Linked DNA regions of Homo sapiens: region 1 is linked to region 2. The links are chromatin contacts, found by Hi-C or POLR2A ChIA-PET in ENCODE. All regions are on one chromosome and are shown on one strand. Each heading gives the region's core, a stretch centred on a gene start or an enhancer-like site at or near the end of the contact. The rest is flanking DNA. Distances are from core to core; before and after follow the strand shown.

The links. A loop is a pair of places that touch in the nucleus more often than their neighbours do. ChIA-PET counts read pairs that join two places held with the same protein, here RNA polymerase II (POLR2A). Pooled maps may share reads with other maps.
Region 1: a pooled map shows a loop between it and region 2 (2.4-fold over the local background). The contact joins two enhancer-like sites. A Hi-C loop is called at or near these places in 4 of 50 pooled maps. POLR2A ChIA-PET finds 5 or more read pairs at or near these places in 2 of 52 experiments (CD4-positive, alpha-beta T cell and naive thymus-derived CD4-positive, alpha-beta T cell).

Annotation. Positions count from the first base shown.
Region 1 is chr5:81,005,219-81,009,620 of GRCh38, reverse strand. All of the region lies in intron 1 of RASGRF2 (Ras protein specific guanine nucleotide releasing factor 2), which reads right to left. Among named protein-coding and RNA genes, the nearest start is that of RASGRF2-AS1, 47 kb to the right of the region's middle. Within about 2 kb of position 1,865, at least 3 of the 41 ENCODE cell types and tissues checked have a DNase peak (open chromatin) inside an H3K27ac peak, as active enhancers do; they include CD4-positive, alpha-beta T cell, where a contact is called at or near this core.
Region 2 is chr5:80,189,522-80,194,283 of GRCh38, reverse strand. The region is part of intron 2 of SERINC5 (serine incorporator 5); the gene reads left to right. Among named protein-coding and RNA genes, the nearest start is that of SERINC5, 64 kb to the left of the region's middle. RefSeq lists enhancers at 234-804, 1,377-1,947, 1,948-2,519. Within about 2 kb of position 1,708, at least 19 of the 41 ENCODE cell types and tissues checked have a DNase peak (open chromatin) inside an H3K27ac peak, as active enhancers do; they include CD4-positive, alpha-beta T cell, where a contact is called at or near this core.

The sequences.
Region 1 (4,402 bases), core at 616-3,115, 820 kb before region 2:
AATTTTTTATTTGACTTTTGGGTTACTCCATTGGTGGAGATTCTCAAGAACAGATGAAAGACATGAATAACTTGGTTTATGGAAGTTTGTTTTTAGACTTGCTTTAGGGATATTTGCTCCTCATGTTTGCCAAGTCTGATGTGATGCTCCATCTGACAGACATGATAATAAGCTACTGAACAACACTCACATCACAATTTTAGCGACTGAGTGGCCCCATATGTGATGCTATATCTGGACATTCTAGGCAGTTGATGGCTCCTACCCTCTAGAAGCTTACATCTGCTCTCAGGGTATAAGGGAAGTTCACTAACCTGGGCAGTATATGATGATATTCATTAACTGCCTATCTAGGCATGAAAATGGTTACATATCCACTCAGTGCTTAATATATGGCAGGCATTGTTCTGAGATCCATCCTGCATTTTCTCATCGAGTTCTCGTCATGAGCCCATAATTTATTCCCCTTTTACAGATGAGGAAACAGGCTGAAAGAGGCAGGACAATCACCCACAACCCATCAGGGCATGTGCTCTCAGCTGCAGGCCCAGGGGTAGTAGTGGACTCCCACTGGTCTGCCACACTCTGTTGTGAGTCTCTGTTGTGAAAGCTATCTATGTGGCAAAGCCAACCAGATCATGAGTCCAAAACCCAGGACTCTGACTTGAAGTTCTACTTGCTGAGACAATCAACCACAAAAGGATGGATCACACGGAAAGGAAGAAATAGATGGGCTGGAGCCTGTATAGATAAGAAGTATGTCCAGAAAATAAATTTCCAAAAAATCATCAAGTCTACAAAATTCTATTCTGCCCTTGAATTTTATAATGGTTCTAGATGCCACCCTAGCCATTTCTGTTCTCATTTCTAATATTAAATCAGCAGCCTAAGAGACAGGAGGTGCTACAAAAGGGAGAGGAAGGAGGGAGGGAAGAAGAGAAGGAAGAGGGGAGGAATCCATTTTATCCATTATTTTATCAACCATCTTATTTTTGAAAGTGTCATGCTGGTATGTATTTTATAGACACACATATACTGATCTTAAGAAGATTACAGTTTAGCTGAAAAGCTAAATTAGGCACTCATAAAGCAATTAAATAACATTATAAGATTAAGTAACAGTGCAAGATGTGTCAAAGTGCTAAAATAAGCTGTATGAAAACTGAAACCAGCCAGGCACGGTGGCTCATGCCTGTAATCCCAGCACTTTGGGAGGCTGAAGCAGGTGGATCACTGGAGGTCACGAGTTTGAGACCAGCCTGACCAACAGGGTGAAACCTCGTCTCTATTAAAAATACAAAAATTAGCCGGGCGTGGTGACACATGCCTGTAATCCCAGCTACTGGGGAGGCTGAGGCAGGAGAATTGCTTGAACCCGGGAGGAGGAGGTTGCAGTGAGCCGAGATTGTGCCACTGCACTCCAGCCTGGGCGAAGAAGCGAGACTCTGTCTCAAAAAAAAAAAAAAAAAAAAAAAAAAAAAGGAAAGAAAGAAAGAAAAAGAAAACTGAAACCATCATCATCCACTTTTTCCAATTACTACACATTTGAGATAGCTGGTTCTGTAAATCAGACGAGACAGTGCAATTTTGGCCTATCAGAAAGTGTTTACCATAGATGAAGACAATAAATACTATTGCTGGATGGTCCTGGGAAGCTGAGGGTATTGGAACCCTTCCATAACTGCCATGGCCAAGGGATGAGGATGCTTCCATTGCTTTTCCTGTTCACGTCTCTCTCTTCAGTTCACCCCCTCCCAAATGAGAAGCTGCATCGGATCTGCTTGCTCAGCATTTTGCATTTACTAGGTGACTCCTCCATGGATGAGGTCACTCCTTTGAAGAACAATACATGGTTATCCTTCTGTCTCAGTTGCACCTGCGATTAGGTGAGCAAGTCAAGCAGTTATCGTGGAGGGGCAGCTGATCTGAATAGTTCACTTTCCTCGTCCTAAATCAGCCTTCAATATTTACCATAAATGCAAGGACCACCCTGAGAAAGTTGAGTTTGTTGGCGTGAATTTTTCTTAATGGAAAAAAGAAAGCGAGGGAGTATATGGCCAACTAACCCTCACCATGAAGGAAAAAATGACATCCCGGGGCAGCTGACAATAGGGCTCTCTAAACACTTGGTGCCAGTGTGGAGGTGTTCTGGCCTCAAGGCAGCTCCAGGGAGAGGGTCCCTGGGAAAGAATGAACCCCTTCCTCAGGGCAGAAGAGCCTGCTTCACTGCACAGAGTGGTCTCTCAGGAGCTAGAAAAGTTAATGAAGTTGCTGAGCTTGAAAACCAGAAAGTAGGCAAAAAGAAAAACAAGTTCAACCTTCCTCCAACACAGGAAATAATTTGAAACCACAATCAGAAACTTTTTGAGCATTATGAAAGTGTAGAGGCCAAGGGAAAACTCCTCCCCTTCACCTTCTGCAGGTTTCCTGAAAGCTACACCCCCTCCCGAATGAGAAGCCACATCTAACAAAAGGAAGGTTAACAGGAGAAGAGGCATATACACATTTATAAATGTGTACGGAGGCAGGCGGATCACACAGTGATTACTCCACCACGCAATGAGGTACAGATGGTTAATGGTTATATACCCTTCTGAGGAGAAAGGGAGATGGGGAAGTGAGGCTTATTTTAGGGGGTTAGTAAACCATTTTTAGGAGAATGCCATGGACTCGAGGAACATACAATGGCCTGGGACAATGTCTCGTGGGCCCGCAGAACAGACAATGGTTTGTGACAAGTCTATAAAAGTGTGTTGATGGACTTGGAATCTTTCTTTCTGAGACATGTGTTCAGTTAATGAAAACTCAGGAAAGTGACCAGAAGTAATTGTTTTCTTCTTCAGCAGGTCTGGACTTTAGGCAGATAAGGGAACTTCAGAGAACAATTTTATCCTGTGCTTTGGGGCAGACGGAGAAGTGGGGAAAGGGGGATCCGAGAGGTCTCAAGGCTCCTTCCTCGGTTCAGCATGTCAAAGCACCATAGTTCGGGGCATCAGCTTCTGAACCCCAGCAAAGGGAATAAGCATTTTGATGGCTTCTAAATCACCAAAACACAGGAGGAAGAAGTGGGTTAGCTGCTCTGGGGTATGGAACTATTAGATTCTGACACACTTACAGCCTTATCTCTGCCTACTACATATGAAGCTTTCTACTGACTATTCTAGAAGGTAACATACTTTCAGAAACACCTTTGCACTTTCAAAACTATCATGGCTTTACCAAAACCACTTAACTCAAAAGACTTTTCACTTTCAAAGGTCCTTCAACCAAAGTTAGAAGCATATTAAGTGAAATCAAGACCAGTCTGAAGGGCAATCAAAACAGGATCCCCATAGAAAACTGTGCATTGAGCATGACTACAGCCCAATAAACAACTAAACAACCTAAAGGGGCAAATTCGACAGGAAATACACCGAAATATTAAAGTAGATGTCCTTGGGTAATACAAATTTGAGTAAGGTTGGTTCTATAGCCATACAATTTTTAAAGATTTATTTTTATTAAAAACACAAAACTTAATTAAATAAATAAATATTAAAGTCCAAGTTGTTTGAAATATTTCCCTTCATATCTTGAAAGCCTTTCAATCTCACTCAGGAAAACGTTTGAACTTGGAACATTTGAACTTGGAAGCGACCTTAAAGATTGTCCGATAAAACTACTTCATTCTACAGCTGAGGAAACAGAGTGAACTTCCAAACACATGGCCAGTCAGGCGCTGACCTGGAACTCTAATCAGCAATTCCTACCTCTGACTTAATGCCCTCTCTATCACAGACAGAGCCCACCTCACCAAGGAATACTCCCCTTCAATCTTCCAGATAGAAAGGAAAAAAAGTACTGCAAAATATGTCTCTCCACTCTTCAGTATGTACCCAAAAGAAATAAAATATATGTCTACTCAAAAATGTCTACACGAATGTTCACAGCAGCACTATTCATAGAAGTCAAATAGCAGAAACTACCCAAAAGTCCATCAGCTGAGGAATGGATAAACAAAATGTGGTATATCCATACAATGGGATTTTTTTTCTCCATGAAAAGGAGTGAAATACAAATATGCTACAATATGAATAAATCTTAAAAACACTGACTGATATGGTTTGGCTGTGCCCCCCACCCAAATCGTATCTTGAATTGCAGTTCCCATAATCCCCATGTGTTGTGGGTAGAACCTGGTGGGAGGTAATGGAATCATGGGAGCCATTACCCTCAAGCTGTCCTCGTGATAGTGAGTGCGTTCTCACGAGATCCGACGGTTTTATAAGGGGCTTTTCCCCACCTTCGCTCGCATTTCTTCTTCCTGCCAGCATGAAGAAGGACATGTTTGCTTCCCCTTCCGCCATGATTGTCGGTTTCCTGAGGCCTCCCCAGCCATGGTGAACTGTGAGTCAACTAAACC
Region 2 (4,762 bases), core at 459-2,958:
CCTCAAGTAGAACTCTCTCCATTCTCCGCTTATATGCTTTTGTGTCAGAACAAGTGTCAAATTAACAATAACAAGAAAATATTGCTGACCCAGTTCTTTGATTCTGGAATGCTTTTTTAAAATCCAGCTGAGATGGAGTGCTTTTCAAAAGTTCTCTTTCTGCGTAGCAACTGAGTTCATGGTACTGTTGTACCTTATGTGTCAAGTTATCAAGGAGGAAGTTTTTGAGATTAAAAGTGGGTTGGGACCATCGAACCTCAAGCCCATTGTAGAACTGAGGGAAAATTCTCACCATGACCTTTTAGAATTTTCCTCTGGGGAGCTGGCTTTGAGGTTTTGCCTCTTAAATCCTCTGAGTTCCCTCCCCTCCAAGTTAGGATGACTCTGGAGACATATGTTTCCAAACGGTTTTATCTTTTGGTCTAAATTTCATCCGGAGATAACATGTGAGAGAAAGCAAGGAGTCCCTGTACCCTCCTATGCCTCAGCTGTCATTGCTGGGCCTTATCCTTCCCCATACAAGTGGATGTCGGGAAGTAGTGGTGGGAAATCGTTTTGTACTGGAGGCAGCAATTTGAACTAATGGATATTCTGCTGAGAGTCTTTTTTTGAGCCTGAACCAAGGACAAAGAGGTTTGATCCTGGTCCAGTAATAATGAGCTTGCCAGGAGGCAGGAAATTGGAAACAATACATACTGTCCTTGGTCTGTGAGGATCCATTACCTGCACGTTTGCGGGAGCACCAGGTGTCAGCTGGATCTCTTTTAGGATTGGTCTGGCTATGGACGAGAGAGAATGATAAGATGTGAGAATGAAAGTTTTCCTAACACGTTTTTTTCTGTAGTCATCTAAAGCGTCTGTTAAGCAACTGTCCACAGACAGGGCCTCGGAGTAGCCTGCAGATAAATAGAACAGACAAAAGCTTTGGAAATGAGCATTGTCAGCCATCATAAACATGGGGCTGGAGAGAACAGAGAAATGGCACAACGAAGAATGGAAGAAAAAGTAGCCTCAGAGCGATGGGAACAGGAAACAATGCATAGATATTGTGAATGGCTGAATCTTGATACTTACTCTGCATAGAAATTTAATAGGATGATTCTGTGACTTGATTAAACTGTAATCCGAGCTCATTCTTCAAAAGTTTAAAAAATTGCCTAGCTGTCATTCTTTCAGATGCAAGTGGCGAGCACTCTGAAAGGTGCTGGGGATTTCAGAGACACTGAGTAACACACAGTTATTGTCCCCATAGAGCTGGCCCTCAGGTAGGGGAAAAGAGAGCAGTTTGGCAAGTGTGTCTGGAAGGAGCCTGTGATGCTAGACTGTGTATGTCTGAAAGCTAAAAATATGTGAACTCCATTAGTGAATATTGGACAGTGGTGTTGGCTCAGATGTGACTCGGCTGACCTTCGGAGTCACGTGGTAACTCAGGAATGCTCTCTCCCCATTCTAGAGACAGAGCTGAGGTGCCTGGGAGGTTTATAAAATGGAATGAAGTGTTTTTGCCTCCTCATCAGGGCTGAGCATAATCATAAGGGGTTGGGTATTCTGGTGGTGTGGTTTTAAAATTTCAGCGAGACAGTCTCTGCAGTCTTCAAATAGATCTAAAATTATCTTTCGACATGCTGGCTTTCATCAGTGTGGGGTTTATTTTTGGTTCCATGGGGTGTGTTTGTGTGACAGATGTGAGGACGTTTTCTGTTCGAGCTATTGATGGCTTCTGAGCCGCAGAGATGAGCGCTGGAAGCTCATAGACACATTCTCTCTCCATTCCTTCCCACCCCATCTGAAAAACTTTCTGTGGGTGGATAAATTAAGGTACTTTATTTTCTGCTAAAAAAAAAAAAATGACATATGGGAGATACACAGTTTGATTCACTTAAGGCCCAAGTTCCATTTGAGGACAGCCCTGAGGAAGGGAAGAGTCTCATGGGAGAAGGCAGGAGCGGAGGGTTGGGACAGCTGGACCGCAGCCCAAAGGAGCTGCTCTTTTGGCTCTTGATTTGTAGAGTAAGTTATCACCAGTTGTCACTTGCTTTTGAAATGTGCATTTGTACTTAGGCAGTTAACAGTTAGCCACAACTCCTCATCTATTCTTCCTAGTAGCGCAGGGGTGGGGCAGACTTTTCTTACAAAGAGCCAGCTAGTACACACTGGAGGCCCTGTGGTCTCTGTAGCAGCTCTCGCCTTTGTAGTGCAAAAGCAGCCAAAACAATATGCCAGCCAATGGCATGGCCAGCCAACCAGTGTGGCTATGTTCCAATAAAACTAGGAGGCTAGCTGGATTTGACCCACTGGCTGTCGTTGGCTGACTCCTGTGTTAGACCCTCCATGGTCTTATATGCGTTATGTGCAGTTATTCTCCCATCTCTCTCAAAAGGGAAACGTCAGTGACCTGAACATTGTGCTCAGAGTACCAGAGTTCTTGCTTAAGTTGCAGGTAACTGACTAGGCTGTATGAACCACATAGTGGGTAGACTAGGTAAGAATAATGTGGCAATAAATTAGTATGACATGTTTAATAGTAATTATGTCTATATGGCATTTTGGAATAAATGGCAAATTGTTTACAAGTTAAAAAAAAAAAAGTCTTTTTTTTTTTCTTTCTTTTTTTTTTTTTAGAGACAGGGCCTTGCCCTGTTGCCCAGGCTGGAATGTGGTGGCACGATCATGGCTCACTGCAGGCTTAACCTCTGGGGCTCAAGTGATTCCCTGCTTCAGCCTGCTGAGTAACCGGGACCATAGATGTGCACCACGATGCCTGGCTAATTTTTCTTTTTTTTTTTTCTTTTTTTTTTTTTTTTGTAGAGATGGAGTCTCCCTATGTTGCCCAGGCTGGTCTCAAACTCCTAGGCTCAAAGCAACGATCCTCCTGCCTCAGCCTTCCAAAGTGCTGGGATTATAGGTGTAAGCCACTGTGCCCAGCCAGTCATCTTTTTATATATTCTGTCAAAGGACGAAATTACAAATTTAGTTGGAAAGTTGAATTGGATTTTATTTGTGATTCTAGAATGTGAAGTAGAACGACTGTTCCAGTTAGCTGAGCAGAGGAGGGTGTCTTTATAGGCAGAAAAGGCTTGAAAAAAAGCAGAAACAGAACAAAAGGTTAAAACAGAGGATTTCCTTATTAGGCAGACTCACATTGACTAGAATCTTTCAGTGGTTTTTTTTTTTGGTTTTTGTTTTTAAAGAAAACTGGCCCCCAAATTCAGTGGCACTTAGTACAAGTGGCTTCATTTTGGTTCGGTCTGGTCTGCTGGGGCCTAGTGCAGGAGTCAAAAACAATGGCCTCTCCTAAACTTTAACAATCCAAACCAAGCATTTGGTGATCCAGGAAGAAGTGGGGTTGGAGAAAATGAGGGTCTGGGCACCCTAGTTCCCCAGCTGCTGGGCACCATCATTCAATTCCAGGTCTGATATAAGAAAGATGCTGGGGCCGGAAACTTAAATGTCTGCCATGTACTGGTTCCCATCACTAGAACTGGGGAACAGGTAATGGGGCTCTCAAATCTTGAGGTTATAGGTTTGGTGTAGAGTCCTATCTTTTGGGGAACATTAGGTCCTAATGTCCTGCCTAAGGCAAACATCATGACTAGTCCGAATTAACCATGAAAATACTTCAAATATCCATCAAGTAGAGCATAGTTTTGTGCATACAGCATTTCACTAGTAGAACGTTAGCTCTTTTTAGCATGAACTTTTAAACTGTTTTATTCACAGCTCGTATCCCCCTAGTTTAGAGCAATACCTGCACATAGTAGTTGGGAATGAGTGCGTGGATGCTCAAACTCTAGGCTGTAATACATGTGTATGTCATGTAACATATAGTACGGAATGAAGATTATACATGCAAACTCTAAATTCACTGGATTTTTACAAATTATATGCTCATGTCTGTAATCCCAGCACTTTGGCAGACCAAGATGGGAGGATCACTTGAGCCAAGAGTTCGAGACCAGCCTGGGCAACATGACGAAACCCCGTCTCTACAAAAAATACAAAAATTAGTCAGGTGTCATGGTGTGCACCTGTAGTCCTAGCTGCTCCAGGAGGCTGAGATGGGAGGATTGCTTGAGCCAGGGAGGTGGAGGTTGCAGTGAGCCGAGATTGTGCCATTGCACTCTAGCCTGGGTGACTGAGTGAGACCCTGTCTCAAAAAAAAAAAAAAAAAAAAAAAGTACGGGAGACAGTTATGTAAATAGTTGAACTTGCAAATAATGTATTACCACTGCGTTCAGGTCCACACATTTAAGAAGAAAGCAAGCTAATTTTGGCTGAGTGAGGTGGCTCCCACCTATAATCCCAGCAGTGTGGGGATGCTGCAGTGGGAGGATCTTGTGAGGCCAGGAATTTGAGACCAGCCTGTGCAACATAGTTAAAACCCTGTCTCTACAAAAAGTAAAAAAGTAGCGGATGTGTTGGCATGCACCTCTAGTCCCAGCTTCTGGGAAGGCTGAAGTGGGAGGATGGCTTGCGTCTAGGAGTTTGAGGCTGCAGTGAGCTATGATTGTGCCACTGCACTCCAGCCTGAGGGACAGAGCAAGACCCCTTCTCTATTAAAAGAAAAGAAAAAAAAAGAAACTAGCAGATTTGAGGCTCACTTAGACTATAAGCATGTGTTTTCTCTAAATGGTTAGAATAGAAAGACCTGCATGTTTCAGCATTTAGTCCTCTCTTTATAGAAATTTCACATTTCTATGTTCAAGAGATATCTTTCCATCAGCCGTGTTCACCTCAGGGCAGCACAGTGTCTTCTGTTAGA